Regions from separate parts of the Mus musculus genome. Here region 2 is linked to region 1. The links are chromatin contacts, found by Hi-C or POLR2A ChIA-PET in ENCODE. All regions are on one chromosome and are shown on one strand. Each heading gives the region's core, a stretch centred on a gene start or an enhancer-like site at or near the end of the contact. The rest is flanking DNA. Distances are from core to core; before and after follow the strand shown.

The links. Hi-C counts contacts between places; a loop is a spot of excess contacts on that map. ChIA-PET counts read pairs that join two places held with the same protein, here RNA polymerase II (POLR2A).
Region 2: a loop to region 1 is called in a map of T-helper 1 cell, with 2.1 times the contacts of the local background. The contact joins the promoter of Dnm2 here to the promoter of Ilf3 in region 1. A Hi-C loop is called at or near these places in 17 of 37 maps with a recorded cell type or tissue (CH12.LX, Patski, T-helper 1 cell and 7 more). POLR2A ChIA-PET finds 5 or more read pairs at or near these places in 3 of 5 experiments (Patski and embryonic stem cell).

The regions. Positions count from the first base shown.
Region 1 is chr9:21,364,777-21,369,717 of GRCm38, forward strand. It overlaps Ilf3 (interleukin enhancer binding factor 3), which reads left to right and starts at 3,095. Exons shown (of 20, transcript NM_001042707.2): 1 at 3,095-3,323. It overlaps Gm36198 (a long non-coding RNA gene), which reads right to left. Exons shown (of 3, transcript XR_870570.3): 1 at 3,815-4,941; 2 at 1,713-2,795.
Region 2 is chr9:21,422,532-21,427,432 of GRCm38, forward strand. It overlaps Dnm2 (dynamin 2), which reads left to right and starts at 2,377. Exons shown (of 21, transcript NM_001253893.1): 1 at 2,377-2,725. The coding sequence starts at 2,565.

The sequences.
Region 1 (4,941 bases), core at 1,845-4,344:
GGGTCTCACTCTATAGCCCTGATTGGCTTTGAGTTTAGAGATTTGCCTGCCTCTGCCTCCTGAGTTCTGGGATTAAATGCTTGAAGGTCCACAACCAGTTAAGGATGTATTTAAGGGCTGGAGAGATGGCTTAGTGATTAAGAGCACTGATTGCTCTTCTGAAGGTACTGAGTTCAAATCCCAGCAACCTCATGGTGGCTGACAACCAGCCATAATGAGACCTGACACCCTCTTCTGTTGCATCTGACAATAGCTACAGTGTAGTTAGATATAATAATAAATAAATCTTTAGATCAGAGCAAGCAGGGTTGCCTGGAGTGAGCAGAGGTCCTGAATTCAAATTCCCGGCTCACAACCATCAGTACAGGTACAGTGTACTCATATACATAAAATAGATAAAAATAAATAAATCTTAAAAACAATGTATTTAAATTTTACTTTATTTTTATTAATATATGTTTGCGGGTACCCATAGAGAAGAGAACATCAGAAGAGGGCTGGGATTACAGGAAATTGTGAGCATACTGATACAGTTGCTGGGAACCAAATTTAGGTTCAATCCCTATTAAAGATATTTTAAAATAGGCTTAAGCAGAGAACTGACAGGCAAAGCTCCCCAGTAAGAATTTACTGCAAGCACTCAGGGGCTACGAAGAAGAGAGTATGTTCTCTGCCAGAGTAACATACTCTTAACTTTCTCCAGCCCCCATTTTCAATTTTACAAGTTGTGGTATGAGCTGAATGTGATAAATATTTTTCATTTCAGTATTCCAGATGCAGAGGGAGATGGCTCTCTGCTCTCTGCTGAGATCAAGGCCAGTTTGGGTGAGACATTATCTTAAAAAAGAAAAAGCTGCCGGGAGGGGGTGGGGCACACATTTGATCCCAGCACTTGGGAGGCAGAGACAGGCGGATTTCTGAGTTCAAGGCCAGCCTGGTCTACAGAGTGAGTTCCAGGACAGCCAGGGCTACACAGAGAAACCCTGTCTCGAACCTGCGCCCCCCTCCCCCCCGCCAAAAAAAAAAAAAAAAAAAAAAAAAAAAGGAAGGAAGAAAAAAAGAAAAAGCTGTGGTGCAGGGCTGATGCGACAGCTCCCTGGGCAAAGGTGCTTGCTACCAGGCCTGAGGACCTGAGTCCAATCCCCAGGATCCACCGAGAAGCTGATGTGGACAAGGATTTGGAGGACACAGCTTGTGACAGTGCTTGTCACAGCTGTATCCTGCAGCTCACAAGGTAGTGTGGCTGTGCCCTGACAGTGGTGCACTTTTAAAGGACTTGTTCTTTTTGTATGGTATACATAGGTTTACATGTTCACTTGTGCATGTAGAGGGCAGAAGTGGATGCCCGTCTAGTTGTCTTTATTACTTCTTCAGTCTGTCTCACTAATCCCAGAGCTAGCTTGTTCTGCTAGGTTGGCTAACCAATGAGACCCAAGGGATCCTCTGTGTCTCCTTCCCCAGCCTGGGGTTACAGTTGTACACTACCATGCTCTGCTCTTTACCTGGGTGTAGATAATCAGCCTGAGTTCATCCTTGGGATCTCACATAAAGACAAAAATAGAAATGTCTCTGACCTTCATACAGCGTGTGGCTACACACACACACACACACACGCGCGCGCGCGGAGAAAGAGACAGACAGACAAGACAGAGAGACAGACAGACATACAGACAGACACTGAGAAAGGCTGAAAGAAAAAATAGTTTACTAACGTCTGTCTGCAGGGGCTGGGGAGGCGCCTCAGAAGTAACTCCAGTTCTGGAAGATTCAACACTCTCTTCTGACTTTCAGTGGACCCTGGCACATATGTGATGCACAGACACAACCTGTTGCAGACATACACGCAGTCAAAACACTAAACACATTAAAAAAAGGAATTAAAAATCCATCTGAAAACCCTCAGGCAAACCGTATTAACCATGTCTACCACTTGGCGGCGCTGTTAGAACAGGTGTGTCATTTAGAGCGTATTCCAGATCAGAAGCACCTCAGGTCTCCTACAAATGGGTTCATTTAGAACTTTTTCCTCAAGTTCAGACTTTGGTGAGGTAGGTCTCTAAAACCTAGGAAGGAAGAAAAAAAGCCAGACACCAACTCTGATAGCAGCAATAAATCCCTATAGATGGACACCAGATATGAAGAGCTCCGGACCTGGGAGTTTGAGAGCTTTGTTCTGTTCATCCTTGCCTGGAATTTGCCTGTTTTGTGTGTGTGGTACGGGGGTCTGACCCACGGCCTCCTATGCTAAGGACTCTTTTTCTTTTTTTTTTTTTTCGAGACAGGGTTTCTCTGTGTAGCCCTAGCTGTCCTGGAACTCACTTTGTAGACCAGGCTGGCCTCGAACTCAGAAATCCTCCTGCCTCTGCCTCCCAAGTGCTAGGATTAAGGCCTGCGCTACGGCTGCCCGGCGCTAAGCACTCTTAACACAGGGGCAATCTATTAAACCCTCAGTTGCCTAGTGACATGGTCTTATTTGTAATCTAGCGATATCAAAGTGGAGGCAGAATCTTCGAGTTTAAAGCCAGTGTGGGTAAAATAGCAAAACTGTATCTCAAAAATACAAAAATGAGGAACGGTGAGATGGCTCAGCAGCCTGACAGCGTGAGTAGGAGCCCTGGACCAGTGTTGACAACCGCATGTGCCAGTCTTTCAATGCAGTGTGGATCAAGGTACGGAGACTGACTTCGAATCATGGCGCACGCGCACTCCCAGGAACGCACACGAACTGGAGTCGTCAGAAGGGCCCACCCCTGCTCCATTGCGTCACGTGATAACGGTCGCTCGGAAAAAACCGCCTTTGGAAAAAACAAACGAAATGGATGGGCTCCCGTCAGGTGATTCGGGTCTACCAATAGTGAAAACGAGTCAAGAAACAACAAGAAAGGCCTGTCACGTGATGGAAGCGAAGCCAACCACGGTCACGTGGCCGACCAAACCCGTGAGAGAACTGGCCCGACGTTGACGTCACGCCAACAGACCCAGTCGCTAAGTCAACGTCACGTGATGTGCCCTCCCCCGCCCCTTTCGTCTCACCCGCCTACTGGGGGTTGGGCCTAGGTGGATCGCCCACGTGATGCGGGGGCGGGCCGCTGCCAGTCACGTGGCCCTGCACCTCCCCGGCGCGCGCCCGCCCGCCCGCTCGCTCGCCCCCGGTCCCCGGCTCCTCCTCCTCCTTTTCTCGCCATTGCAGTTGGGACTGAAGCAGCCCCGGCGAAAACCGCGTGGCTTTTTTTTTTTTTTTTGAGGGGGGTTGTGAAGACTCCGGAAGGCTCGTGGCAGGAGGGCGGCGGCGCCTGAAGGCGAAGGACGGGAACACCGGCAAGGTAAGTGGCAATGTGGCGTCTCCCGCCTCCGCCCCTCCCCCCTCCCGTTCTCCCACTTGTCAGCGATGGCTGGGCCAAGAGGACGCTAGTGACAGGTCTGTTGCCATCCCGCCGACCCTCCCCTTCGCTCGGCTCTTCCATCTCTCAGCGTCTCGCTCCTTCCTCCTCCGGCCTCGCTCCCGCGCTTGGCCGTTACTCTTCCCCCATTGTGCCGAGGAAACAAAATGGCGGAGGCAGTGCCCCCGTGCGCGCGCATCCATTCTCCCCCCTTCGTGGCCCCCTCGGCCCAGGCCTGGGCGCTGCCCCCGGGGGGTGCGCACGCACTGTGGTACTCTCCCCTCTCCACGGGCCGCTTACTTTCCCCCAGCCCGAGCTTTTGTCTGTTGCTTTGGCCTCGCGCACGCGCGCACGTGTTGGAGCACACACCCCCTCATATCTAGAGCATCCCAGCCGGCGCAGAAGGGAAAATCTCCTTCCTTTACCCGCTTTACCTCTTTGTTCAGGTACATCCCTGGCTTCTAGGAGGATGCCAGGTTCATCCCAGTTCCTATGGCGGGAAACATGTCTTCTTTGTCCTGAACACGGTCCTGAACAGGGTCCCTGGAAAAGGAGACATGTAGGACTTCTTTCGTGGTTCTCCCTCAGGTTTCTGTGGGTGGGATACTCTGCTGGTTGATTATAGAGTTCTACCACTATTCTACGAGTGGTAGCTAGTGCAGTCACTCAGCCTGCGAAATGAAGTGTGAGGAACAGCAGCAAAGGAGAAAGGCCACTGCAGGTACCACTGCTCTTGTCCAGTAGAGCTGAGAGGTCTTTGACCCTTAGCTGACATGTTGTGGTAGCTCCTGGTTGCTGAGGTATGTGAATGGGATCTGCAGGCCCTAGTTTTGTTTTGTTTTTTTGATTTTTCGAGATAGAGTTTCTCTGTATAGCCCTGGCTGTCCTGGAACTCACTTTGTAGACCAGGCTGTCCTGGAACTCAGAAATCCGCCTGCCTCTGCCTCCCAAGCGCTGGGATTAAAGGCGTGCGCCACCACGCCCGGCAGACCCTAGATATTTTGGCTGTCTAGAAGTCTGCAGTCCAGATTGGAGGCTGGTGATTAGTGCCAGGCTGGCCTTGGCAAAGCTGGGCGCTGTATCAGTCTCTCTTTGCTGATTTGGACCAGCCTGGGATTCCCCTCCTACTGGAGCTGAAAAGGGCGTGACTGTTTTTAGTTTTTCTGATGTAGCTTAATGGTTACCTGTAGGCAGAAGTTCGTTTGGCTTTTTCTAATGTCGTCTCGTCTTCTAGGCTCATGTAACTGTGAATAATCTGTGTGCTGTTCTTTATTTTCCTCAACTTCTGGTCTTTGACTAACTGGCTAAAGGTTTGCTCCTGCCCCCCACCCCCCTCTTTTTTTGAAGTAGTGTCTCACTATGTAGGCCTTGAACTCCTTCTGCCACAACCTTCTCAGGGCTTGGATTATGTTTGTATGTCACTACACCCACAGCATCTTGCTCTATGGGCAAGGCGTCCTAGCATGGTCAGGACTTGGTACAGGAGGAAGGTATAGATGTGAGTTAGAAGAGGTGTTTTTTTTTTGTTTGTTTGTTTTTTTGTTTTTTTTTAGATTTATTT
Region 2 (4,901 bases), core at 1,127-3,626, 57 kb after region 1:
GGCTCTGTGAAATGAGGCTCTGTCAAAGGTAAACACCACCATCTTCCCCCTTCCCCCAAATGTGCTTCCAGAACCTCCAGTTTTGCCTGCAAAGTAGTGTATTCTCCCATCTTGCGTTAGGGAGTGAATCTCCACATTGCACTTGGCAGTTAAAAGGATGTAGGATGTGGTAAAGCTGAAGTAACATGGAAACAGCTGCAATACTGGCTTCTGCCTTACAATGGCTTGGGTGGTGGGTGGATGGGGCACCTGGAGAGATGGTGGCCTAGATCCCCAGGACCCTCATAAAAAGTCAAGCATGGTGGTGAGCGTGTGCAGTTCCGGCTGCTGGCTAACCTTCTCAGCTGAACTGACCAGCTCTTGGCTGAGAAATCCTGTTTCAAAAACTAAGAGAAGTGACAAGGCCTAATGTCAAGCTGTGACCTCCGTATGCACATGCACAGGGCAGCATACCACAGCCACACAAATGAGAAAAAATGGAGGCTGGAGGAGTGGTTTAGAGTGCTGCTGTTGGAGGGGACTATAGTTTGGTTCTCAGCACCCATAATCAGATGACTGACAACTGCTCTTAACTTCCACTTCAAGGAATTCCATGTCCTCTTCTCATCTCATGTGCCTATATCACACCCAACATAAACACATAATTAAAATAAAGGGGCTGGAGTCGTGGTGGTTTAGCAGTTTAGAGCACTTGTTGCTCCTGTAGAGGAGGTGGGTTCAGTTCTGAGCACCCATATAGCAGCTTGTAACTGTACCTCCAGTTCTGAGAGGATCTGATGCCCTCTTTTGGTTTTCTTGGTCCTGCATGACTCTGGTGAACAAAATATTCCTGCAAGACCAAACACCATGCATGCAAAAGAAAAGTTTGGGGTTAGAGAGACAGCTCAGTGGTTAAGAACAGTTGTTGTTCCCAGCACCCACACATTTAAAATCTCATATAAAACCATCCAGAACTCCAGTTCTAGGGAATCTGATCCTTCCTGACTTCTGTGGGCACCGGGCACAGATCTGGTGCGCATAAAAATAAAATAAATCTTTAAAACTTTTTAACTGTTATTTTATGTAAATTAAAAAAATTGTACATGGATTTTTTTTTTTTTTGCCTGCATGTCGGTATGTGCATTATGTCTGTGTCTGTTTCTAGTGGAGGCCAGACGAGGGTGTCAGATTCCTGGAACTGGAATCACTGATGGTTGTGTGAGTTGTCATGCAGGTGCTGGGAACCAAATTTGAGTCGGCTCCCAAGGCAGCAAGTACTGAGCCATTGGTCTAGGAGAAAAAAAAAATTAAAGTAAAAATAAACCTACAGTTGTAGCCATCCGCAAAACACTTGCTTGGCTTAATGGAACTGTAGACTTGACCCTCTGTAACGTACAGAAATAAGCACGAGAGGGTGAGAACGCCTTTATGAGGCAGAAGTGTCGACTCATCTTTCACTGGCACTGGGATTCTTCCAGAGTTGGGATCTGCGATGCTTTCTGCTTTGTTTTGTTTTTTTGTTTTTTTGTTTTAGTTTTTTTGTTTTGTTTTGTTTTGTTTTGTTTTTCGAGACAGTGTTTCTCTGTATAGCCCTGGCTGTCATGGAACTCACTCTGTAGACCAGGCTGGCCTTGAACTCAGAAATCTGCCTGCCTCTGCCTCCCGAGTACTGGGATTAAAGGCACGCGACACCACGCCCGACTGCGATGCTTTCTAAAATATGGGTTTTCACTACAGCCTAAGAATTCAGGTGTAACAGCCACTGAACCTTACCACGGTGTGCTTCCCTGAGCACTGTGGCCTTTTGCTTAAAAAGAATATCACAAAGTGATAGCAAATGCCAGGAAGTTGGAAGAACTTTTATGACACAGTTGTCAGTGAGGATTGGGAAGGTAGTAGCGTGTATCCTAGCAGGAGGGAGGCTGAGACAGGAGGAACATCAAGAGTCTGTAGCCAGCATACAAAACTATAGAAACTATAGAAAAAGATTGCGGCTCTCTTTCCTCTTACTGGTTGGAGTAGAGAAGTGATATTTATATCAGCCAATGAGAAATTTTTACGGAATTAACTAGTGTCAAGTGACAATCCAGTGTTGAAGAATGGATCCCTTACACCCTTGGCAGGTTGACGTTTCTGCGACCAATAAGCCAACCCGAATCAACCTAGTGAGCTGAGGCCTCAGTGTCTTTTCCAGAGACCCCGCCTTCCCGGTCTGACAACCCGGTTTGACTTCTATTGGCTTTCACTTAAGAGTGACAGTTTTATTACCCAGTGAATTTGTGAGATTAGCCCTTCCTCGTGCCTTTTTTATTGGCTCACGTTCTTGAGTGGCAGTGCTTTGAACCAATTGGATATAGCAGTAGGGTTGCGGACTCCGCCCCGGAGGCCGGGAGGGTTGTTCGCTCGGGTCGGGTGTCGCCTGAGAACCGGATGAGGCGGCGACTCTGAGGCCGAGCCGGGAGCGGGCGTCGCGGCGAAGGGGAGACCGGGCGGGCCGGCAGAGCAGAGCAGGAGGAAGCAACGGCCACAGACACATCGGAACCGAGAGTCTTAGTCGGGGGATCCGCGCGGCGGAGGCGGACACCATGGGCAACCGCGGGATGGAAGAGCTCATCCCGCTGGTTAACAAGCTGCAGGACGCCTTCAGCTCCATCGGTCAGAGCTGCCACCTGGACCTGCCGCAGATCGCCGTGGTGGGCGGCCAGAGCGCCGGCAAAAGTTCGGTGCTCGAGAACTTCGTGGGCCGGTGAGCGAGCGCGCCGGCGGCGGTTCTGGGGCTCCGGCCGGGAGGGCGGGCGGCGGCCTAGGGCGCGGAGGGCGGGCGGGGAATGGCGGAACTGCGGCTCGCGGACGCCGCAGCACCGGTGGCAGTGGATAAGGTCTGGGGCAAGAGTCTCCATGGCTTTCCGCAGGGACTGGAGATGCAGATCCAAGTCTGGGACTAGTCGATGATAGTGGGCGGTGTTTGGGGCAAGACGGTCAGTGCCGACCCCTCTTGGTGCTTCTAGTTCCGGCTATGGCTGGGCAACTCTGACATCGCTTTACCTGTAGTCCGGGATAGATCCACTCCTCTTTCCTTCTGCTACCTGGAAATCTTAGTGTGTGTGCTAAGATGTTGAAGATAACACTTGCCACTTAGCCATCCATGGGGAATGACCCCTGGGGTCTGTCTGGCCAGTTATTTTCTGGAGCCTGCTCTCTTGCCTGGTTAGCTGGTTATCTGTTCTAGACAGGCTTCCTACCGGCACCATTTGGTTGTCCCATCTGTCCAAACTCACTCTGAAGTCCACCGTTGTCTGGCTAGCCATCTAAGGTGACCTCTCGTGTGCAAATGCCCATCTGTGCCCCTTATTTACGTGAGTTGGCCTCTGCCATCTGACTGGCTGAACTTTGGGAGCCTCCTGTTATCTGGTTCTCTTGGGCCGACTGGCTCTTTGAATCCATCCATTAGTCTGTTCTCCATTCCCACCCAGGCATCCCTGCCTGTCCATCCTCTCTGAGTGACAGAGGTTGGAGAACTTGGGAAGAAACATTCTTTAGGATTCTTTCTTGGGCTAGGATCCCCTAACCTAGAGCTTCCCAGTTGGAATGCTCTCTAGATAGCTCTGGGAGCCTCAGCTTGTTCCATCTGTCCAGTGGGCAAATTCCACTTGCAGCTGTTTGTAGGATCCAGGAAGTGAGTGAAGGAGGGATGTTGATTTACTCCTGTCCCCTCCCCCTCTGCCTCTCCCCGCAGCAGCACTTCTCCATTCCAGGAAGTGTTCCATGTATGATGCTGCAGTGTGTGCCTACCCAGTGTTAACATTTGCTTTGCTGTGGACATTATCATTGTGTGTGTGTGTGTGTGTGTGTGTGTGTGTCCAAGTGTGTGCCAGAGTGCATTTGTGGAAGTCAGAGGGCATAATCTTTGTGAAGTCCTTCAAAATTTATGTGGGGATTAAACACCGGGCCGCAGACTTATATAGCAAGTCCTAGTATCCATTGAGCTATGTCATTGTCCTTCCATCTTAAATTGTAGAGACATGGTCTCTCACTGACCATGCAGCTCACCGATCTCATTGGGTCTCTCTCTCTCTCTCTCTCTCTCTCTCTCTCTCTCTCACACACACACACACACACACACACACACACACCATGCAGCTAACTGATCTCACTCAGCTATTCTCGCTGGCCAGTGAGCTCCAGGGATCCACCTCTCTCTGTCTCACCCTATCATTGGGTCACACACACACACTCACACACACACCCTCTGTTATTGTTGTTACCAGTCTTTTGTGGAGGCAGAACATCTCTAAATTTGAGGCTAGCTCACTCTACATAGAGTAGAGTTCTAGGGCAGCTAGGGCTACATATTGAGACCCAGTCTCAAAAAAACCTCAAAAGTTGATTCAAGACTGCAGGGACTGGGTACTTGGAAGTGTACATTTAGGTTGAATTAGCTGCACCTGTGATCTTAGGATTTTGGGAGTCTGAGGCAGGAGATTTCTTGAGTTTGAGTTCAACATGGGCTCCATTGTTAGTCCTGTCTCCAAAAAAAAAAAAAAAAGCCATGAGAGGGCTGTGTGGTGACGCTCGGGCATGGAGTACTTGCCTAGCATGAATAAGACCCAGGGGTCAGTTCCCAGCACCAAACTAATAAGAAATATTGTTGATATTTATGTTCTCTTTGATTGCATTCATACTCAAAAACACCTATGGCTTTTAGGTAATGAAATAAAAATTTTATGTATATGTATATACACATATCCCTGTTTGTTTGTTTGTTTGTTCGTTTATTTATCTATTTGTTTTTTGGTTTTTTTGAGACAGTGTTTCTCTGAGTAACAGAGCCTGGCTGTCCTGGAGCCACCTTTATAGGCCAGGCTGGCCTCTAACTGAGAGACTTGCCTCTACCTCTCAAGTGATGAGATTAAAGGCAAGTC